Regions from separate parts of the Mus musculus genome. Here all the other regions are linked to region 1. Evidence: chromatin loops called from intact Hi-C (ENCODE). Cell type or tissue: left cerebral cortex. All regions are shown on one strand.

Region 1 (8,000 bases):
CATATGCACTTACACATACATGCACTCACACATATGCCCTCGCAATCACAAACACACACACAAACACACACACACACTAGCTACAGGTCCAGCACACAGACAGTGAGAACCCAAGCCTGTCACTTGGGCATTACTGCTTCCATGTGAGTCAAGGGGGAGGGATCCTAGCAGAACCTCCAAGAAAGTACCACAATGACACCAGGCTCCTCAGTGTCCCCAGTGCCCTCGAAAGGTTATAACACTCACACATTCTTGAAGACTGTGCACACTCATGCACCCGTACTGTACATACTCACACTCACACTTCACACCAGTGGCACCTGGGACTGCCCACCCCACTGATTCAACCCATCTAGAGCACCATGTTTTACAACTTTGTGGAGCACCAGCTGAAAGCTAGGGACACCACAACCCCAGTAAAATCCCATTCTTTCCCTCACATGCATCCGTACCCCAATACTTAGATAGCCACTCACTCAGATATACCACACTTGATTTTGCATATTGTAATTTGTTCCCTTCCAGAAGGTCCCTGTGGGCAGCTCTGAGCCCCAGCAAATGTAAAAGTTCAGCCCCTAGAGTTCTGAGCACCCACGGGCAAGGCTGAGGGTCTAGGAGCTAATGAGATGAGATCGATGGTCCAGGTGCTCCTGGGTCAGTCCATGCTCGCATCTCATTCTTCCCACTTAGGCACAGGAGTCAGGGAAATTAGTAAGATTTCTGGCCTAAAGGGTCTCTTACATCATGCCAGGACTAGCACTGGGCACTTAAAACAAACAAACAAACAAACAAACAAACATACAAAAAATAAGCCCTCATCTTGAATCCTAGCAACCTGGCAAAGACATGCTTGTGTCAGCCACACCTGGCCCAGAAGTGCTCCAGCATCCCTCAAGACATCGCATCCCATCCCCTGTGCCCTGTAGCCCCATCCCCCACGCCTCTCTAGTTTACTTACGAAGGAAGGTCTCCAGGCGGGGCCCTGCTCTGCCAGGGATTGTGTGGAGAACAGGTCAGGGGCCCAAGAAGGCAGCCTGGCATCTGATGACTCTAGGCTGGCCAGCATACCCAGCCCTCCAGGTCCTAAAGCCAGTGGGAAGCAGAGTGGGGGTGGAGAGAAGCCAGGAGCTGGCAGGGCTAAGCGAGATGAAATATTGATGCCCGTCCTAGTAAAGCGAAGAACGCCGCTTGTCCATGAATAAAAGATAAGCTGGAGGAGCGGGCTGGGCAGCAGATTAATTAATCTGAGTGAGCCTTGCTCTGTGCTGTGGGGGATGGGCACAGTGGAGTAGACAGGCTGTCCCAGTACCCAGGACCCAAGGGACCAGCCAAGGCTCTCTGTTCTAGGCAGACAGCTAGGCAGGGTAGCATCACTGAGCACAGGCAGACAGGGAGAGGGGCAGAACTAGCCAGGTCTCTAGGACCAGAATCTGGCACCCAGGATGGCAGCTTCTGTGGCAGAGGAAGGTCACAGAGGTCAACTGTTTCAGAAAATGGCATTGCCGTTCTGAGCACTATCCTCCAATATCCTCTCCTGCCACCTCAAGCCCTCCCTCGGGAGTCTCTGAGAGCCAAGATGAATGGGGACAGGTGGCAGACTCAGGACTAACGTGCAAAGCTGGCCACCCTGGGCATACCTTTGATGTGGTTCAAGCTTTAGTTCTGCAAAGGGAAAGGGTAAAGCAGGAGCCATGGGGCCCTCCCTGCCCCTCATCCCATGACAGCCTCAGGTCCTTGACTGCCTCTGCTGTAGGACAATATGGAAATGCTGGCCGAGTAGTGCAAGGCACAACATTCCTGGACATGGTGACGGCAGGCTCAGCAGGACACAGAGCTCACAACCTAGTGTGCATCTGTCATCCACTGGCTGTGGCAGCTTTCACAAGCTCTTGGCAGTTTTACATTTCCCAAAGGTGACATTAGGACAGGGTGGTGACAGTCCTCATCATGCCTTCCATCCACAGGATCCCGCTGGATCAGCCCCAGGCTCTGTGTTGTCCTAATGGGCTCCTGGGGTCAATGCCCAAGCTGACAGTACAGCTCCTCCCACCAGCCATCCCCAGTGTGACATGGGGACCCGTTGCTCAGTGTGCCATCCTGTTCACCCCTCTGTCCACACACAAACTGTTCTCTGGGAGAGGATTGGGTCAGATGCCAGGTGGCCACAGCTGATGCCAGCTACAGCCCCACACAAGCGACAGGACACCTCCAGATGGTCTCTTCCCCGACCCACCCCCAAGCTGGTAGCATTGACCATAATCAAGAGCAGCTCCTAGAATTCAGCCCAAGATCATACTTGGGTGCTGCTGGAGATGGGGCCATGCAGCCTGCACCAGCCCAGGCTGGTTCCCTCCAGAACCACAGCCACGACCTCTACCATGTCTACCCTGGCTAGGCTACCAGTACCACGGCTACCCTGTTCCCACACCTCAGCCTCTATGGCCAGCTCACGGCCTTTCCCATCTCTCCCGATCAGCAGGTATTCATCATGAGCAGTCTGCTGACATCTTCTGTACTCTGTCTCCTGTTTGCTATTTAACTTTACTTCCTGTGGGTTTGAGCCCATCTCGTCCATCCATTCATGACTCCGTGAATGCAGGAACAAGGTCACTTTGGTCCCTCCAGTTCTCCCAAAGCTGTGCACAGCCGTGAGCACAAGGCGGAAGCGCTGCATTCATGTCTGCTTAAGTGACTATGAAGGACTGGTAGCCCTCATACCTCCCGTCTCTATAACAAGAGTTAGCCCTTCCAGCAGGTACCCACTCTGTATGTTCCCCGAGACTATCTCACCTTCATTACAACCTTCTGGACAGGCAAGTCTCTCCCAGCAGCCAGATGGCAAAACCCAGGTGCTCACTTAACCAAGGTCATGCAGCTGGCAATCAACAAAGCTGGGAACAAGCCCTAATCTAGGCTTAGAGTTCTATCTGGTACATCAATCTGGTGATTACAAGATGCATAAGGGTCCTTAGGATCCCTCACCTGCTGAGGAGCAGGGATGTCGAAGAAGAAAGGTCTCCAAGGGTTGGCAATGAGCATAGCTAGACTTAACCCGAGGATTCCATCTGCCCCCTCTCCCTGCACCTGTCCCCATCCCAGAAGGAAGGACAGAGATGTGACCGAAGGCTAGGGAGGCTGGCTAGGCTGCTATGGGATTCATAAAGATTCCTTGGGCTCGGCTATCAGAAGCTGCCTGATATCTCACTATCACTGGGATCCCGAGCCTAGTGATAGGCAAGATATTGGTGGCTCTCCACAAACCAGCGGTAATGGTAGATAATCTGAGTCCAATCAGGAAAGAAACAGGCAGAAGCTTGGCCCAAGAGGCACATATACTGTCACATGCCCATCCAAGAGTGTTACCTCTGAACTAAGAATAACAGAGGTGAACTTCTGCAAAAAAAGTATCTGGGAGCCAGGAGTCCAGTATCGTTGTGGTTATCATGCCACCTGCTGGCCATTTAGGGAATAGCATTACAACTGGACGTGGGCATTCATCCAATGTCTCTGCATGGCAGGTAGCATTTGAAGGCTGGGTACACAGGAATAAACTGAAAGACCACAAGCCAGGCCTTGGTGGAGGTTACAGTTGGAAGGGAGAGAGTGTTAAAGAGTGGATCTGACATGTAATATACACATGAAAGGGTGCAGGAGTCTTATGCGCTAAGGAGGAATATACAGCAGACAGGAAACAACACCTGGGATACTGTGATCTTATTCAAGAGGTCAGACATGGCCTCACCAAGCCAGGGACGCTGAGGAGTGTCCAGGAGGTGAGGAAAGAGCCATGCTGGTTTCTGAGCTGGCTCACACCAAACTGAAGTAGGAATGAGTTCCACCTGGAAGGTCTGGGAATCTAATTGGGAGGGGCTGGGTATGGCAGAACCTGAAAGATGACTTCAAACGCCTGGGACTTTATTGCTTGGCTCAGCGGAGAAAAACAGCGTTGTCTAGTCTTTTTATCCCAGCACTGGTAGAGACAGGACTCAGGAACTTGGACAAACTATATAGGGGGCTACCACTAGGTCATACCATTGATCTTTAAGAGCTTGCCTTCTTAAAGTGCTATATCGTTCTATTTGAGAGCAGCCTATAAGTCAAGGTCAAGAAGGGATGCAGGGAGACCGGTTAGCAAACCAAAGCAACTTCTGATCAGGATCCCAGGCAGGTGTCGAGGCAAAGGGCTTTCTGGGACTCAGAAATGACTTTGCAGTCAAAGCTACAGAGAGAGTATGCTGTACTACACTGAAACAGACTGGGCATGTGACAGTATATGTGCCTCTTGGGCCAAGCTTCTGCCTGTTTCTTTCCTGATTGGACTAACATTATCTACCATTACTGTTGCTTTGTAATGCTCCGGATCCCGGTGATAGTGAGATATCAGGAATCTTTATGAATCCCATAGCAGCCTAGCCAGCCTCCCTAGCCTTCGGTCACATCTCTGTCCTTCCTTCTGGGATGGGGACAGGTGCAGGGAGAGGGGGCAGATGGAATCCTCGGGTTAAGTCTAGCTATGCTCATTGCCAACCCTTGGAGACCTTTCTTCTTCGACATCCCTGCTCCTCGCAGGTGAGGGATCCTAAGGACCCTCATGCATCTTGTAATCACCAGATTGATGTACCAGATAGAACTCTAAGCCTAGATTAGGGCTTGAGACTGACGGGCTCAGGGAGATCAATGGGGACCCCCATTTAGGATTTGTGGGATCAGAGCTGATTGTCAGATGTCTGTGGGTAGCAGAACCTGGAAGCAGGCTAGAGTGCCTGCCTAGAGTTGAACTACAGCACTTGGGCGATATTTAAATCCTGGCACTAAAAGGACCCGAGGCCTGAGGGATGATGGTCTGGACACCAGGGCCCTGTGACATCTCAAGGTCAGAACATTAGAGAAACAGGGAAGGAGAGGCCAGACAGTGGTGAGAAGCCAGACCAGACCCCAAGTCAGGAAGGAGAAGGGAGCCACTGATCCTTGTTAAGAGATGGCCAGGGCCACTGGGACAGGGTCACCCGAGTAGTCCCAACTATAAATGCAAGAAATAAACAAGTGCCCACAAGCACAGGGACACAGAGCCCTCTTGAAATGTTGGAGGGAGTGTGAAAAAAGCAGTCACTTTGGGGAAGAAAAAGATAATCCCTCAGAACGCTAACCATAGGGTTTATCCCACGGCTCTGTAGTCACTCCCAGATAGAGGCTCAAAAGATGAAAGCACACATTGTTGCCAACACTGAAACAAAGAATCAACCGCTTGCTCTGTGCTCCAGACGCCACCTGCTCTTGGCTTTCTGATTTTACTTAACTAGAGATAACACCTCTGCTCACCATTCCCCGAACCCTGTCCTTGGAGACTGGGGCCTCCTATCTCCTCATCTGTGGTTGCTTCTTTTCTCTTTTTTCAAAAATGCGTTTCTGAAGTTGCCGTGTTACACACGGGACTGGGTTAGTAATGAAAACAATCCAAATGTCCATCACCAGTAAACGAAATGTGGTATATCCATACAGGGGAATGTTAGTAAGCCATAAAAAGGAATAAGGTACAACTGCTTCAAGTTACAATGGGGACAAGAGCCTAAGAGAAAGAAGCCAGTCACAACGGACCACAGGTTGTGAGTCCAGTGATAAGAAGTGTTGAGAGGACCTGAATCTAAAGTACTAGACGTCTCCACAGTCAGCACAGGGATGGTGGCCAGGGCTGGAGGTGGGGTGGTTACTCATGGGTTCAGGATTTCATAGGAGAAAAATATTCAGGAATTAGAGAGCGCTGAGGGTTGCGTAACTCAGTGACTATGCTTCACACTACCGAATGTAGACTTTCAAATGCAAACTTTATGGAGTATGCTATATCTTTTTTTTTTTTTTTTTTTTTTTGAGACGAGACAGGGTTTCTCTGTGTAGCCCTGGAACTGTCCTGGAACTCACTTTGTAGACCAGACTGGCCTCAAGCTCAGAAATCTGCCTGCCTCTGCCTCCCAAGTGCTGGGATTAAAGGCTTGTGCCACCACTGCCCGGCATATGCTATATCTTAATATTACATAATTTTTTACAGGCTTTGGTTGGAATGGAGGGGCAGCCTCAGCCCAGGAAGGAGGCAGAATATAGGGGGCACAGAGGTCTCTGTGCTCACAGATAAGCTCTGGGGAACCTGGACTGTTAAGCACACGGAGTTGTTCCTTCATGGGAAGAAATGCCATATCTGTTATCCTCCCAGGAGGCTAGAGCAGACATGCTTACTAGCCTGGTGACCTTTGCTCTATCTGTGTGGCTAGAGGCTCTTCCAGCACTGAACCCTCCCCCAGACCCTTAGTGTGAGCTTGTTTTTCCTCAATCTATAGAATCTATCTGTCTTAGCAAGGGTTTATTGCTGTGAAGAGACACCATGACCACAGCAACTCATAGAAAGAGAACCTTTCATTGAGAATGGCTTACAGTTTCAGAGGTTATCATTATCATCATGGTGGGAAGCCTGGCAGTGTGCAGGCAGGCATGGTGCTGAAGAGGGAACTGAGAGTTCTACATCTGGTTCCACAGGCAGCAAGAAGTCAACTAACCTGAGCTTCTGAGACCTCAAAGTTCAGCCCCCTAGTGACACACTTCCTCCAACAAAACCACATCTACTCCAACAAGGTACACCTCCTAATAGAGCCACTCCCTAAGGGCTTTGGGGGAGGGACCATTTTTATTCAAACCACCACACTATCTTTATGGACTTTACAACGTGCTTCACTGTAGTATGTCTGATCTGTATTTAGCCTACTTTGTCCTCGGGGAGATTCATGTATACATTGTTGTGCTTGCAGAATTGAGTTAATCACCACAGTAACTGTCATCAAACTGTGCTGTGCTTAAAATAAAACACTCGGGTCAGACTCCTTGTCTTAGTTAGGGATTCATTGCTGTGAAGAAACACAATGACCATGGTAACTCTTATAAGGGAAAACATTTCACTGGGGCTGGCTTACAGTTTCAGAGGTTTAGTTCATTATCATCATGGTAGAAAGCATGGCAGTGTGCAGGTAGACTTGCTGCTGGAGGAGCCGAGAGTTCTACATCTTGATCTTCAGGCAGTTAGAAGGAGACTGGATTTTTTTCACACTGGGTGAAGCTTGAGCATTTAAGACCTCAAAGCCTCCACAGTGACAAACTTGATGTCTAAGATGTCCACATCTCCAACAATGAGGCCACCCTTCCTAATAGTGCCACTCCCTATGAGCCAAGCATCCAAACACATGATTCTATGGGGCTATCTCTATTCAAACCACCACACTCCTAAAGTTTGAGCTAACACCAGCTACTGAGTCGTCCTTAATCAAGTTAACTGTCTTTTGGCTTCCCAAAGATCATCTCTCTGCAGATCTGTGAAGGTCAAGAGACCCCGACAGCAGAGGACGTGGACACTGTTGAAGATGGGACGGGTGTGGTGAGGAAACTGTGGGCATTCCCTCCTAGTGCTTCTATATTCTCAGTGAGACAGGAAGTAAAGTTCTCAGCTGAGGTAGAAAACAAGGCCTTCAGGAAAGAACAAAGACAAAAGAGTCAAGCAGCAAAAGGGAAGGTGGCCCTGTGGCCCTGTGAAGGAGGGCTAAGGGCCTCGCACCAAGTTGCCCCAAATCCCTTGATTAGGTAAAGAGCCTAGTCGCAGGAGCTGTGCTCTATACACACATACCACCTGCCCCCTGAACATACAAGTGCACACATGGACATCTGTGTCAAGAAAGGAAAACACTAAAACTGAAGAGATTGCTTAGTACTGAGAGCGCTTGCTGCTCTCCCAAAGGACCTGAGTTCAGTTCCTGACACCCACGCGGAGTAGCTCACAACAGCCTATAACTCTAGCTTCATCTGGTGCCTTCTGACCTCTTAAGGCAGACAGACACCCACATGACTGACAGACAGACACACACACACACATACACACACACACACACACACAAATCCCTTTTAAAAGAAAAGAAACTGAACTGGAGAGATGGTTTGGTCAATAAAGTGCCTGTCATACAAGCATT
Region 2 (8,000 bases), 52 kb before region 1:
CCTGTTTCTGTCTAAATGAAGTTAGGTGTCTCTCCTGGCTGTCCATTTCTTGCTGGCCCAGATGTCTTTCTCCTGACACCAGGGGCCACATAGTTCACTCCCCTGTGCTTACAGGTCACAGGGATGGATGCTCCTTTGCCTCTTTCCCTTCCTCTGCTGCACATGTTGAGGGTAGATGTCCAAGTGTCAGGTGTCAGACTCTTTCCTTAATCACTTCTCCACTTTATGTTTTTGAGGCAGGGTCTCTTTCTAAACCTGAAGCTCACTGTATCAGCGAGACCGCTCAGGGAGCCCCAGAGATCCTTGTGTCTCCTCCTTCCTCCCTCACATGGCACCACACTCAGCTTTTATCTGCATGTTGAAGTTTCAATCTTAGGTCCTCATGCTCGCTTTAGCTTACCCACTGAACCATCTCTCCAGCCCTGCTCCTTCTGTTTTAATAGAGCTGTAAACCACAGGCCCGGCAGTGAGAGAGGCTTGCTGGCCCCCTGCGCTGCTGTCAATTCTCCAGTGGGGCTTATCTGTACCTTCACAGCATGTTCACTTGTCAAAGGAGCCGGGGGCTGCGTGTGACAGCCAGGTTAAATAAATGCTGCCTCCTTCCACTCCCCCAATTCCTGTCCTGTTGCCGAGGACAGCGAGTGTCTTTCCCAGCTTCGCGGATGCTGGTGTATTGTCACCTGTCCTTATTTGATTAGTGTCGCACTCAAAATGCCTGAGGCCATCTCTGCACAGCAAGAGCACAGAATGGATATGTCCCCCTTTTCCTTTGCTGCCTGATGGCTACTCCCTGGGAAAGTGAAGAGGCAGGAAGGACAGTGTGGAGGGAGGAAGGAAGAAGGAGGAAGGAGGAGGGGAACAGGGTATGTCCAGGAGGTCAAAGAGAGGCACCAATAAGATCAGAGATTCAAAAGTTCCAATCCTGGGGTCCAACATGTCTGCCTTCCCCTGTCCACTGTGGCCTCTCCAAGCTTCTGTGCTAGAGGAGGTGGCAGGGACCTTGTGGTCCCTCATTAAGGAGAACACGTACCCTGAGCCCGGTGACACTGATGAGGGGAACCTAGGTTATGACACCCCACCTTCAGGTCTCATTTATGCATACATAATACAGTGAGCCCAAGAGTGAGCCCATATGTAGAAGACACTGAAAGGGTGTGGCTCTTTCCACAGATGACACGACTGAAAGAACAGTATAGAATGTGCCACTTCCACACATGACATCACTTGTTCCAAACCTTCTGCCTCCACTAATGCTCTCAGCAGCCAAATGGCATCCTTGGTTATGAGGAAGGTGAGGCTCAGGAAGCCAGCCAGCCGCAGGTCCAAGTTCCTAAATCGGATGCTCTGAAGACTTCAATTCTGCTCCCTTGACTCCAACTGGTCCTGATGTTGCTAGAAGGGCTGATTGACTGTCCTATGAGGAACTAACTTACAAATTCTATGAAGAACAAAGCTGTGGGGCTGGGACGATAGACAGAGGGTAAACTGCTTGACTTGCAAGCCTGAGGATGCAAGTTCAAATCCCCCTAGCCCCTCAAGTCCACATTTTAAAAGCCAGTCACTGGAGTAAATGTTTTTGCTCCCAGCCCTAGGGAGATCGAGGCAGATGGATCCCTGAGGCTTACTGATCAGCCAGCCTCGCTAAATGTGGTGGATTCAAGAAACCTAGAAGAGACGACTGAGGCATAATAGCCTAGGTAGTCTTCAGGCACACATGTGTGCACACTCATGTGTGCACACACACATGTGCATCTGCACACACATAAACATATAAAAGCTAAGCTGTCAGAGGGTGTGGGTGTGGCTTGCTGGTAGAGCACCTGCTCCCATTCATGAGGCTTTGTCCTTCCTCCCCACTACTACAGGGAAGGAGATGGGAGCAAGAAATCCATTACATCAAGAATAAGGAGTCAGATCCAGCCCCTTAAACAGGTGTCTGTGTATTTGCGGGTGAGGGTGAGCCGTGCTGGCTGATGTTAGACATGGTCCCCCGTGAGCAACAGCGACAGCACGCACGGCCTTGCGTTCACAATAGACTGGCACAAGCACCCATATGCCAGAGCGTGCACGCGTTACCTTGCTCGCTCCCTCCCTTCCTGCATCCCCTGGGAATCCATTCAAATCTACCCAGCAGAACGGGAGGAGAGGAGGGTAAACCAGCATCCAGCCACATCCAGCCGTAATTCTCTCCCTCTCCTTGTGAAAACAAAGAAAACAACAAACGCCTCATCCAATATTCATCGGGAAGCATCCTGACACAATCCCGGGAAAATAAGTCTTTTCCGAGCCCATGATTCCAGAACTGTCTCTCCCGAGCCTGGGAGCAGCCAGGACCAGCTAGGAGAAGGATCTGGGGATGGTGGAGGCACTTTGTAGAAAAGCTTAATTATGATTCACAGAACTGCGGAGTGAAGATGGTTTAAAGCCACTTAATTAGTGTAGGGATATACAGCCACAATTATCCTAAAAAATGGCCTAATTAACCTATGGAAAAACCAAGGCCACCACTCAGCAACGCTGGAGACGTTAGTAGCCTCTTAATGTACTCCATCTACTCTTGGACAAAACTTTGTGTGGGGACACAGGTCTGGTGACAAATAGAGGGGAATGGGGCTGACTCTGGAGGGCATCCGTGCTTAAAGAGCAAATATTAATAAGTAGCAGAGAAGGGAAACCCAGAGTGGTAGTTACTGAGCACTACCAGAAGCCAGGCGGGATTCTGCTCCATTATCCATGTAATTCTCAAGATAATCCTATTGTGTGGATTTTGAAGTTCAGAGAGGTTCATCTATTAACACAACGTCACGCAGTCAGGAGACAGTTAAAGACCCGGCTTTTCCTGTTATTCCACACTGTCTTTCCCAGGCCCAACAAGCTCAGGGAACCCACTTAACCGGGAAGAGAATCTTTTTACTGCCGGGCCAGAAAACTGGAGTTATTCAAGCTGAGAGAGGCTTCCTGCAAGAGTGGACCCATTCACAAAGGCTGCACTGGGCGCAGCGTGCTGCCTGCACAGCCTTTCACAAAAAACCCAAGCTGCCACCTCTAGCCTTGGTTCTGAGCCCAGATCTTGGCCCAAAGCCAGAAAAAACACATCCGGGAAGCCATATGAAGTTAAACTCATTTGGGCCCTTGCTCAGGGACACGCTGGTGCCACCCGGGACAAAAGCTCGGAGTCCTCCAGGGGGCGCCCGAGAGCCAGCCGTGCGCTCCAGTTTATCTGGCCAGCAGGTCGAGGAATATTCCAACAACGTCCTCATTCTTCGCTGATCAAAGGAGCCGGGATTGAACCTGCTGTAATCATCCGCTGGGGAGTTTGCTTAAAATTCCCCTAATTACGGGAGAGCAGAAAATTGCTATGCCTCAGACTGAATAGAGAAATCGAAGGCGCCCTGCTCCAGCTGCCTGGGGGAGACGAGCCAGTCTCGGAACAGAGAGGCGAGGGGGCCCGGGCTACAAACTGCAACGAGGGGAGGGAGAACCAGGTTCCTGGCCTGTTCCAGGAGTGGGAGAGGGAGAGAAGGAGCCACTGCACTGAGTATGTAAACACTGACCCAGGAGTGGTACCCACCTACTACTCCTCTGCGAAAGTGCAGGAGCAAGGAAATGGATGGGTGTGAAGAGTGCAGCTCTGGACTCTCCCATCTGATTTCAGGAGGATGGTCATGAGTTTTGGGCACCGGTCAGGGAGTGGTTCCTCTGGGCTCAGCCCTGCTCCAGGTATGTGGAAGGAACTAGAAGGAAAAAGAAGGGACAGGAGAGGATGCCAGGTCTCGGGATGTCTCGGTCTGACCAGGAAAGTAGGTAAACACGAGAGAGAGAGAGAGAGAGAGAGAGAGAGAGAGAGAGAGAGAGAGAGAGAGAGAGAGAGAGAGAGAGAGAGAGAGACTCAAAGACCCACACCCACACCAGAGCCCTGCACACACCATGGTCTTGAGCTAGTTGGTTTCCTGATGTAGTGACTGATAAGGGCAGGATGAACACTATTCTGAAAAAGGGCCTTTTCCTCTGTGCTCCTGAGCACCCCCCCCCGGGGGCATGTCCAGAGGGGGGCGCTCCACCTCAGACTGTCTTACAGAGGAGAATTAAATGTGCCACACCTTGGTTCTCTCCTCGATTTCAGCTGCTCATGCAAATTCTGAGCAAGTGTCCAGTTTGGTCTTCTTGGGACCCTAACGGTCCTATCTTGTTTGTCCTGGCCACACTATTGAAACTAGAGTGGTGAAACAGACCCACTCAAACTACCATTTCAGCAAAAAAAAAGGGGGGGCATCTTTCTTTTTAAAAACATAGGAATGTCTCCTGGAACCTCTGTGGGAGGGCTGGCACGCAGCTCAGTGAGTGTCCCTTTTTCTACTGCTCCATGAACCCAGTCTTGATTCATCCTGGGGTCAACCATGACAGTCCACATGGCCACGTGTGTGCGTGTGACCTAAGACTGGATTGTGATTAGCCTTGGCTCAGCTGCCAATCCTAGTCCAATCAACCTCAGAGGGGAGAGGTTGAGTCCCCTTGAACAAATGGCTGCTGTGAGCCTGACACCCTATGAACAGGTCAGTTAGAGGCCAAGGAAAGTCACAGAATCACTCCACCAACGTCCATCACAGCAGTGAAGACACACGGGGCATGCAGGGACAAGGCCCTGGCGGTGGACATGGGTGTGTTACCTGACAACAGGTGCTAGAGAGGAGGTAAAATATCAGGCTGCACCCAAGTGGCATGTTATGTGACACACGGAGGTGTGTCAGACACCATGGTGCAGATGGCCAACTGTGGCTGAGACACACCCTTCAAACGGAAAGCTAGAACTAAGAGGTGGTGCTTTCACCCTTAACACAGCCCTGGACACAGTCTTGGCTGAGCCTTGTCCAGGTGAGAGGCAGGCAGGCAGGCAGGCAGGCCTCCTGGCTCCAGGGTTGTTGGGTGAGGCTCGGAGACCGCACTCAGAGAGTGTAACAGACAATTTGCATGCTGTTTGTATTGCGGTAATTACCCTCCCTTTTGTTCTCCCTCAGTATTTATGGAAACCCTCTGCGGAGATGCCGCAAATCTCAGCAGCGCAGAGAGGAAGCGAGAACACGGTTTATGTCTCTCCTGGGCTCAAGGTAGAAGACCCAAGCCCTGCAGCCCAGGAGTGAAGGTGACAAGAATGAGGCAGGGAGGTTAGAAGGAGCTAGATTACAGATGTGTGAATATTCCCCAGAGCCTGTCTTTAAGTTACCGTCCCTCATCCTGGCCCAGGGCTCCACTGAACAAAATCTGTCATTTTGAACTCACGAAGCCTATTTTTGCGGCATCTCCCATTGAGCAGCCAAAGCCACTGGCAACAAGCCAAGCTCCCTGCGACCTCCTAAGGAAAATGGATGCTTTTATGTATAGAGAACAGGAATAGAAGCCAGGGGGGGTCCCACTATCTCAGTGGTTCTCAACCTTCCTGAGGCTGCAACCCTTTCATAAGGTCCTCATGCTGTCGTGACTCCCAACCATAAAGTTATTTTCGTCACTACCTCATAACTATAATTATGCTACTGTTGTGCATCATAATGTGAATATGACCCCTGGGGAAGGGTTGTTCAACCCCCAAAGGGCTCATGACCCACAGGTTAGGAACTGCAGTACTAGATAGGGACATAAAGAGTGCTGGCCCCAAGGCCAGGGTGTCAGACGGTACACACCTCTCTTGGTCCTAGTCTGTCTCCAAGTTCACCGTCCGAACCTTAACTTGTCACTGGGTCCTACCTCAAAAATGAAGTCTCAGAGCCAAGTCAGCAGGGATTCAGCTGCGTATGTGTTCTCTACTCCTCTGCAGGGAACACATTAACCGGAAGGCTCTGAGCTTGAGATGAGAGAGACCATGGAGGCTTGGGGAAGGTCCAAAGTGGTAGAAAGAACCTGTGGTAAAATCACAGGGTCCTTAACTCTCTGCTATCAATTTATTGTTAAACCAGTTGCTACCCTCACATCCCTGAAGGTCTTATCTTGCCACTTATTGTGGCAATTCCTGACCAGATGGAGCTGCCCTGGGTGGCTGAGCAGCGCCAAGGAGTGAGGTGTCTGCAGACAGAGAACCAGCAATGACACGGGACATTAGGTGCTGATGGCTTTGTGGAGCAAGAGACTTGCAATTAAAGACACAATGGGCCCCTCTGGGGGCTGTCAGACAAGATTCAGAACAAGGGTCAGCGAGCTGGGAGGATGGTGTGTAAGCAGCTGACGGAGCCTACAGAGGGACCAGGATGGGGGTTCCAGGGCAGCAGCCTTTATCCTCTCAGAAAGTCTGTCACTTCAGCCCCTGCTGCCCCTCCAAGCTAAGCATGCTCACTGGAGGTTGCCTGGATCTCACTAATGAGTCAAGGAAATGGGAGTTGGAGGTTAAATGACTTAACTCAACCTTCAAGACAGTGGAGGCGAAATCAGACCCAGCTCCGTTAGGTGCCCAGTTAGGACTCACGGACACCTGCTGTGTGCCTTCTCCTGAGGTATCTCCAGCTGGGTTCTCTGCATTGCCAGAGCTCCAGGCTGGACCACCCAACTTGGGCTAGAAGATTCCAGTGGGAATACCTGAGGGACCAAGAGCTCACCTTGACTCCATGGCAACCATCTCCGGGATCCCCCTTGTCCTGAGACTGGGAAGAAACACCAGGTAGACACATGAAGATTTCCCAGAGGAGGAACAGGCCCAGGAAGGTAAGAGGCGAGGAGGGGGTGCATGCTGCCCCAAATCTGTTTCTGGGAACCCCATCTTGTTCAAGGTCCCCACTTTGGGTGTGCTCCCAGTTCTTTCTCCACAGGCTTTGTCAACATCATTAACTTGCCCTTATCTATCCAAGCCACCACTTCTAGCCTCCATCCCAGCCTTGCTGATTCACTTCTGTCCACCAGGCCCCCAGGGCATCTCCAAAGGTTAGTAGACCTTGGCCACTATCACACTAAAAGAACCAATGGAGAGAAGAGGGAGACGATGAGGTGGTATGTGACCCACTTGGGACCTAGTTGGGGCGAGCTAGCTCCGTGGCAATGTTGGTGCTGGCAGACAAGGGCTCTGTGGGAAAGGGAGGGTTTGTGGGGAAAGCAGGAGTGACAACAAGAAATGAAGCCAGAGAATTCGAGAAGAAGTAGTTCTGTTCAGAATGCCTGTCTCTGACATCCCCACAGCCCAGACCTGAGCTATCCTCAAACCTCAGCAGAAACTCTGCCTTTCCCATGGAATCTTCGATGGCCTCCAACGGAGTTTTCCTTCTCCCTGTGGACTTTCTCCACACAGGCAACAAATTTTTGCCCTGTGTAAACCTGACTAGATCTGGGGCTCCATGAGGAAGAGGCCAGATCTTGCCCACCATCATGAGAGCTTTGTGATGGTTAATCTCCGTTTAAATTTAGATTAGATTTAGAATCACCTCGTTGTGCCCGTGGGGGTGTTTCCAAAAAGACTTAACTAAAGAGGGGTGATCCACCCCGAATGTGGACAACACCAATCCGCTTGGGTTCCAGACAGAATAAAAAGGAGAAAGTCAGAGCTGGAGACATGGCTCAGCATTGCTGCCCTTGCAGAAGACCCGGGCGATTGTGGGAGGACGGCGAATGAAGCAGGGTTGATGATAGGGTGGAAGAGGATCAATGGCTCCCATCAGAGGTCACAGAGGGGCTCGGGAAACACTTGTCAACAGAGATCTCCAGAAAGCACGGGAGACACCAGCTGACAGAGGTCTCCAGAGAACAGGTCACTACCACGCGAAGTTCAGCTTGCAATTGGGGACCAAATAGAAAAGAAGTATTCTCAGAATACTGAGAAATGGAGAAAAAGAATGTAGTCACCCAGGGAAGGGTCGGGGTGGTGGTGGGCATCACTGGCCGTGAGAACTATTGGAGCGCCCCCGTGTGGTTGTGCTAGCAGCAGCAGGGACAGAATAATTTATTTAACGAGTTTTTTTTTTTTTTTCCATTTCAGATATCTGTTTTCGTTTTTATAAATCGTGTTTTTCTTAATATTCCACTTATCT
Region 3 (8,000 bases), 750 kb before region 1:
CTTGAACCATACATTTTGCATTTTTTCCTTTCTAAGATTGCTTCACTTGATCAAAATGCTCTTCATGAGAGTGAACCACAGACTCTTTCCTTTTGAGGCCATTGCTGGATCGAAGCCACCAAAATGAAATTCAATCCCTTTATGACTTCTGACCGAAGCAAGACCAGCAAACGGCATTTCAATGCACCTTCCCACATTTGGAGGAAGATCATGTCCTCCCCTCTTTCCAAAGAACTGAGAGAGAAGTATAATGTTCCGTCTATGCCCATTCAAAAGGATGATGAAGTTCAGGTTGTTCGAGGACACTACAAAGGCCAGCAGATTGGCAAAGTGGTCCAAGTGTACAGGAAGAAATATGTCATCTATATTGAACAAGTCAGTGAGAGAAAGCTAATGGCATAACTGTCCATGTGGGCATCTACCCCAGCAAGGTGGGCATCACCAGGCTAAAGCTGGACACGGGCCATAAGAAGATCCTGGAGAGGAAAGCCACGTCCTGACAGGTAGGAAAGGAGAAGGGCAAATATAAGGAAGAAATGATTGAGAAGATGCAGGAGTAATCTCATGTATGGCTTTCATCAAAGCCTGCTTAAGTGTTAAAAAAAAAAAGTGAACCATAGGGCAGAGTCTATACTAGGTTTTTTGATATTTCCCTCATCAGTGCAACCAATCTGAATATCTTTACCTTAGCCCCAGGCAGCTTCCCAAGAAAAGGGCAAAAAGCAGCCAAATTCTTCAATAAAACATCATAAAAGTTATATCCAGGCAACATATTAAAAGTCCTCTCCTTTGAAACCTCTTGAGCCAGGTTACCACAGTTCACACACTCTCAGCACCAATGTCTTCCATATTCCTATTAGGATGGCCCATCGAGCTCCATTCAAAGCATTCCACTGCTTTCCAAATCCACATTTCTCCAAACAAAAATCTGGTCAGGCCTATCACAGCAATATCCCACTCCTGCTACCAACTACCAACTTCTGTCTTCATTTGGCATTTATTGCTGTAAAGAGACATCATGACCAAGGCAACTCTTTTTGTTGTTGTTGGTTTTTTTTTTTGTTGTTGTTTTTTGTTTTTTGTTTTTTGAGACAGGGTTTCTCTGTATAGCCCTGGCGTCCTGGAACTCACTTTGTAGACCAGGCTAGCCTTAAACTCAGAAATCTACCTGCCTCTGCCTCCCAAGTGCTGGGATTAAAGGCGTGAGCCACCACACCCGGCTCCAAGGCAACTCTTATTGAGGACAACATTTAATTGGGGCTGACTTACAGTTTCAGAGGTTCAGTCCATTATCATCATGGCAGGAAGCATGGCAGTCAGCGTGCAGCAGACATGGTCCTGGAGAAGGAGCTGAGAGTTCTACATCTCAGCCAGGAGAGAACTATTTTCCACAGATAGCCAGGAGGAGACTTGAGCATAGGACCTCAAAGCCTATCCCCATAGTGACACACTTCTTCCAATAAGGCCACACTTACTCTAACAAGGCCACACTTTCTAATAGTGCCACTTTCTATGGGCCAAGCATATTCAAACAGCCATAATCATCATGGCAGGAAGCATGGCGGCAAGCAGGCAGACATGGTGCTGGAGAAGGAGCCGAGAGTTCTATATCTTGATCCACAGGCAGCAGATGGAGACTTCATGCAATACTGGGTGTAGCTTAAACATATAAGACCTCAAAGCCTACCTACAGAGTGATGTACTTCCTCCAACAAGGCCATACCTTCTAATAGTGCCACTCCCTATGAGTAAACATTCAAGCAAATGAATCTGTGGGAGCCATTCCCATTCAAACCACTGCAGCAGGCCACTCAATTTTACATGAGAGTTGTAACTCTATAAAATGTTACCTGATCCCCACAAAGATCCAGTGGAATATTTGACACGGAGACACCTTCGTTAATGTTTTGTTTTATAAGACTATATCTTGCTATGTAGATTAGGCTAGCTTCAAACTCTCAATTATTTGGACTGGGTCTTGAAGGGTTATGACCATAGGCCTGAGCCTCCACACCTGGTTAGAAAGGTACTTTGTAAACCTTGAAGTGTCACAGAGGAATGACTACTGATAAAATGGCCTCTCGAAGGGGCTTTCACCCGACCTCTAAGACAGTGTGGTGGTTTGAATAAAGTTGACCCCCATAGGCTCATATATTTGATTTCTTGGTTTCCAGTTGGCTGACTGTTGGAAGGATTAGGAAGTGTGGCCTCATTGGAGGAGGCGTGTTGCTGAAGGTGGGCTTTGACACACTAGAGCCAGTGTCTCCCTCTGCCTGCAGCCTGCGGATCAGGATGTATAAAGCTCTCAGCTCTGGCTCAAGCACCATGCCTTTCTGCTTCCTGCCATGATGATCATGAAACTCTAAGCAAGTCCCCAATTAAATGCCTTCTTTAGTATAAGAGTTGCTGTGGTCATGGTGTCTCTTCACAGCAATACAACAGTGACTAAGGCAGACAGTAAGCAAAGCCTTCTCTGCCAGAGCTGACCTGCCATCGCTGACCACCTGTAGCTACCTAAAGGGCTCTGAGTTACGGTGATGACTTGGCACCACTCATCCCACTGACTGCTGTGGTGGAGCTCGGGGCACCGTGGCAGAGGCAGGGATAAGGCTGGGTGGAATTCACCATTGTGGTCTGTGACTCAGACCCTGGAATATCAGAATCAGGTAAGGTCAACCCCCAACTCTAAGGGAGCTTTACATTTTACCCCACCTCTGATGCCCAGCAAGGGGCCCTAGGCAGAGAAGCCTGGACAGACAGCCTTCGGAGCTCCATCAGTGTAGGGAGCAGGCAAGCTTGGAGCTCTCCAGCCAGGAAGTTGAGAAAAACACTCCAGGTCTTGAAACATTCATTTTACTTATTGTTTGTTTTTGAGACAGTCTTGCTATGGCTGACCTGGAACTCTCAGCAATCCCCCTGCCTTAACCTCCTGAATACTGAGATTATAGATGTGTGTCACCACACCCAACTGGAACTTTTTTTTATTGTTTGTTGAGTCAGAGTCTCACAGAGCCCAGGTTGGCCTCAGACTTGCTATGTAGCCCAAGCTAGCCTTGAAGTCCTGATCCTTCTCCTTCTGCCTCTCACGAACCATGATTAAAGGCACGTGCCACCATGCCTCGCTTAAAACCCTAGTTTAAAACATTCCTGACGTCTTTTTCTGTTTTGTTTGTTGTGTTATGCTTTCCAGAGATTGATTTTTATTTTTATTTATTTTTCTGCAGTGTATGTGGGAACCCTTGGGGCCAGAAGAGGGCATTGGATCCCCTGAAACTGGAATTGTGAGCCTCCCAAAATGGGCGCTCTGCTGGAAGAGCAGCAAGGACTCTTAATGGCTGACCAATCTCTCCAGCCCCTGTTGTTTTAAGACAGGATCTCAAGTAGCACACGTTGGCTAGCCTTGAACTTGCTTTGTAGCTCAGGCTGGCCTTGAACTCTTGATCAGCCTGCCCCTGCATCCCAAAGTGCCACCACACCTGGCTTGAAGCATTATTATTATTATTATTATATTATTTACAGTAAATTCTCATTTTGTAGCCCTAGCCTAGGACTATGTTTGGCAAAACATGCATTTTGAAACGTGTTTCTTCTGGACATTTGGAAGCCAAATGGGGGAGGGAAAGAAGGAAGGGACTCCACAGAAGGAGAGGGTGCCTTCTCCAAGGTCCCATCTTCCACCCAGAGCAGATGTTAGGGATCATGACGGATACATGCACTAGGCAGGAGGGAGAAAACAAAAAGGACAGACAGGCCTCCTTCCTTGTCTGCCAACCAGGTTGCAGCAGGCCCTTACAGATGCGCTTAGAAGAAAGGCTCAGGAACCTGAGAAGGCTGCATGGTCCTTGGTTCTGCAAACCCGGTCTCAGCAGACCCTCTGGCCTATAGGCAGTCTTTTTCTGGAGGCATTGGATAGATGGAACTGTTCTGCACTCTGCTGCTTCCTTCCCTAAGGCCTTTGAGGAGCTCTGTGGAATCAGAGGCTTTGCTACCCATAAAGGTGGCCTTCACCTTGCTACACTCACTGTTCTTGAGCCTCAGCCCACACTCGGCCTCTTCCTTGAAGCCTTTCCAAATATCCCAGCCTGCAATTTGCTATGCAGCTTGGCTGGCCCTGCATAGAACCTTCTGCCTCTGCCTCCTGGGTGCAGGAACTACCGGTGAGCACCATGACTTCCGGTGAGGGCCCAGATGTGGATGCTGGATGTCTGGTTCTAAGATGGCTTTTGCCTTTGTTTTGGCAGTTATTCACTGGCTTCTCTGTTCTCTTTTTTGTTTTGTTGTGCAGGACATTAGGACCATGGCCTTGCCCATCCTGAGCAAATTCGCTATAAATGAGCTATGTCTTCGGTCCTTGCCTCATCATTTATATAACTTACTTGTGTTTCCACTGGTGTTTTGCTTGCATGTATGAGCTCCACGTACAAGGTCTCTTGCAAGCCAGAAGAGGGCATCAGATTTACCATGTGGGTCTTGAGCATGGAACATGGGATCTCTGGAAGAGCAGCCAGTGTTCTTAATCACTGAGCCATCCTGAAGTCCCTAGTTTTTAATTTTAAATTAATTTAATTTTATTATATGTGTTAGAGCACTTGGAGGCCATAAAAGGTGGCCGATCTCCATTATGTTGATGTTACAGGTGTCCGTGACACTCCCCACACTGGAAGCGGATGTAAGGAATCGAACTTGGGTCCTCTGTAAAAAAGCAGCACGTGCTCTTAACTACTGAGTCCTTCCCAGCTCCCTTGTTCCATCATCTTAAGCACAGAGCCTCTCACAGATCACACAATAGGACCTTTAGAAGTTGCTTTGCCCAGACTGGCACTAACCATGTAAGGCACATTTCTGACACTAGGTGGCAGCACGGGACAAAGTTCTCTCCGAAAGCCTAAGCTGGCGCCATAGGGTGAGTGAAAACTTAAAAGACTTTTATTTCTGGTACAAATGATAAATATTTTGCATTAAAAATCTGGAATTCAAGTTTTCCTTGTACTTCATGCTCCCTCCCTGCCCCAGAACCTGACCAAAGTACATCAGTCCAGGGGCAGGAAGAATCGGTGCCCGCTGAAGTATCCAAATTGGGTCTCAGGAAAGGCACACGCGGTGGTCTTGGAGGCAGCATCCCTACTCCCCGTTGCCCCCAGGGTAGAGAGAAGGCACTGTAACCAGACACAGGAGCTGGGGCACGAGTCCCCAGCTGTCCCTCTCTGGTTCCCTTGCTGGTGAGATAGTGTGCTACAGGGCCATGCCTCCGGAACAAGTTCCATAAAGGCCTAGGCCGGTGCATTTTGATTCCACCTTCGCGGGACATTTCAGGTGAAAGGAAGAGGGGAGGGTATCCGTCTGGAGAACTGCCTCCCCCCCCCACCCCCCAATGCCTCAAGATGGGCACAGGTGGGCATCAGGGCTGCCTCAAGGTTGCGGTGACACCCTTTCACAGTCATGCAGATGAGGTTGTGGCTTCAGGGCCAGCGGCTCAGGAAGAGACCTAAGACCTGATTGGGTTGCCACGCTCTCTGGTGGTCAGCGAAGAATTTGCAGGCCCAAGTATCCGTTCTTGGTCCTCTGTCTCCTGTTGTTAGGGGTCCTCATCCCAGAGGCACAGTTGCTTCTGAGGTACATAGAAGTCAAAGGTGTAGCTTTTCCTGCAGCTTCGGATGCCACACTTGTAGGGCGCTGGCCGATCACGACTGTGGCAATACTTGAGCATGCATGGGTACCAGGCCAGGCTCAGACTGTAGTGGCAAGTACAGGGCTTTCCTCGATCCCCAACTCGTCCACAACGAGGTAATTCCGCCTGTTCTAATGCCTTGGGCAGAGCCTCGAAAACAGAACTGTCCACACCTGGGGGGAAAGGCAAGCATGAAGAAGGCAGGAGTCCCTTAGCCCAGGATAGCCTTCTCTCCTGCCACCCCTCTCACGGCTGCCCTGGGGATGAACATGGGTGAGCCCCGGGCCTGAGGCTAGGCTGATGGGCTACATTAAATCACAGTCAACCTCATCCACCCACCAACCTCATCTACTGTGTACCAGGGAATCAGAATTGGTGGAGAGTTTACTGATGTGGTTGGGATTGTACAGTGAAAGGGGACTCAGGACCCAAACCTGACCTGACTTCCTAGCCTGCGCCCTGAGGGCTCTGGGAGAGATGCTGGCACCAGGGATGGCCAGATGCTGAGTTCTGAAAGGTACCCAGTAGGCATATCTACAGGAACATGTGTGTCCTCAGTATATGTAGTAATTGGAATGGTGAAGAGTCTTAGGACCAGGCTGGTGAGATGGCTCAGCGGTTAAGAGCACTGACTGCTCTTCCAAAGGTCCTGAGTTCAAATCCCAGCAACCACATGGTGGCTTACAATCATCTGTAGTGAGATCTAACGACCTTTTCTGGTACTGTCTGAAGACAACTACAGTGTATTTCCATATAACAGTACATAAATCTTTGGGCTGGAGAGAGCAGGGCCCGAGTGGGCAGAGGTCCTGAGTTCAATTCCCAGCAACCACATGGTGGCTCACAACCATCTGTATAGCTACAGTGTACTCATATACATAATAACTCTTAAAAAAAAAAAAAGAGTCTCAGGACCTAGCAGGTTGTCTTTTGTGTGTCCTCTTATTCTAGCTGCAGAGACAGCACCTCCTCCAGGAAGCCTTTCTGACATATCACAGCCTACCTTGGGGGTTCCACCCTCCCCCCAGAATGCCTGTCCCTCATGACTGCACACTCCCATTTACTCTTGCCATTCAGCTCTACCCACTACCAGCTACAGCAACTGGGGCGTCCACATGGCCCATCCCAGAAGTGACTCAGTAGCTCTCTCTTGAATACACCAGTCACTCAGCAAGGCCTCCCCCACCCCATGCTTCCCCTTCTACCCACCAAGGGCCGTCCCCAGCTGACCTCGCTCTGTCCAGAACTGGACATCCTCCTGGCGGGTGTAGATGGCATCTGTGGCCTCAGCACATACGTTGTGGAGATGGGGACTCAGCAGGCCCCCCTGGCTGAAGTTAACAGCGATATCCATATGTAACTGTTCCAGACCCCTCACTTCCTCAGCCTGCCGCACTGCGCGGGGGTTTTTCTGTAGGCACAAGGTGGGAACACATACTTTGCCTTCCTTTTCCTCAGGCCGTGGAGGGGAACGGAGCCCAACCTGAGAAGCCCATACCCTAGAGGCAGTTAAAGCCATTCTTGTTTTGCTTCTTGGATTTCTGGGGCTCTTTGGCAAGTTCAAGGTGGTTCTGGGAGACAGGGTAGGTAGGCTAGGCAAACTGTTGTAGGGTACATGACAGTGTGGGTTGCCTGCTTTCTGAATCCAGGGGATGAGGTCTTTCGGAGCAGGGTGGACAAAAGGTGGAGCCTCGGGGGGAAAGAAGTCACAAGGTAGGCCTGCAGCACAGGTCAGCTTAGATAAGCTATGGAAAACCGGAACTCCAGGGAGGGATCCTATGCAGGCCAGTGGGCCAAAGGGCGGCCGCAAACAGTATTTCCCGATACACTTTCCCGGATGAGTTCTGATTCTAACCTATGTCCTTAATGTGGAGACCAAGGCATTATAGGCAAGGCCATTTGTCCAGTGTCACTAACGAGGGACAGGGGACAGGTGATGTTCAATCCCAATTCACAGTCTACATCTCTATCTCCACCCAGAAAAGAGTGGGACCTGGATTAGTAGCTCGGGGTGACCTGAGAGTTGGGCCGCGGTACAGAGTAGAGATCTGGGGCTCTGTAGTCAGTTTGATCGGGAGCAAAATCAGGGAATCCGGACCTTCCATGGTGAGTGAATGTTAAGAGAAGGCGGGGAGGAAGAGTGGGGGAGGGGGCTGCCTGAATGAGGACAGGGTGACTGCAGGGTTGGGGCTCTGGGGTGGGCACTCACCTGCCGGAGCTTGGCCATGGCCTCACTGGGGATGATGTCATTGTGGTGCAGCCTTGTGACAAAGCAAAGTGCCTGGAACTGACTCTGCCCCTTCTCCAGCTCCCCGAGGATCAGGGCTCGGAA

Evidence for each region. A loop is a pair of places that touch in the nucleus more often than their neighbours do. Peaks named below come from ENCODE experiments on the same cell type or tissue, not always from the same donor. Only the 100,000 strongest peaks of a DNase experiment are listed, where the experiment ranks them.
Region 2: a loop joins it to region 1, with 4 times the contacts of the local background. A loop is called at or near these places in 17 of 42 quality-filtered maps.
Region 3: it touches region 1 in a loop (4-fold over the local background); 2 of 42 quality-filtered maps call a loop at or near these places.

The regions. Positions count from the first base shown.
Region 1 is chr9:43,969,042-43,977,041 of GRCm38, forward strand. Gm30373 (a long non-coding RNA gene) reads right to left here and starts at 5,129. Exons shown (of 2, transcript XR_003948148.1): 1 at 959-5,129. In left cerebral cortex, a CTCF peak has its summit at 3,455 (motif pointing left); DNase peaks (open chromatin) are centred at 1,179 and 3,460.
Region 2 is chr9:43,917,119-43,925,118 of GRCm38, forward strand. No RefSeq gene overlaps it. Among named protein-coding and RNA genes, the nearest start is that of Gm23326, 15 kb to the left of the region's middle. In left cerebral cortex, CTCF peaks have their summits at 3,183 (motif pointing right) and 7,877 (motif pointing left); DNase peaks (open chromatin) are centred at 3,164 and 7,906.
Region 3 is chr9:43,216,999-43,224,998 of GRCm38, forward strand. It overlaps Oaf (out at first homolog), which reads right to left. Exons shown (of 4, transcript NM_178644.3): 2 at 7,878-8,000; 3 at 6,899-7,079; 4 at 4,280-5,841. The coding sequence ends at 5,576. It also overlaps the pseudogene Rpl26-ps6. Among named protein-coding and RNA genes, the nearest start is that of Pou2f3, 15 kb to the left of the region's middle. In left cerebral cortex, a CTCF peak has its summit at 4,845 (motif pointing right); a DNase peak (open chromatin) is centred at 4,845.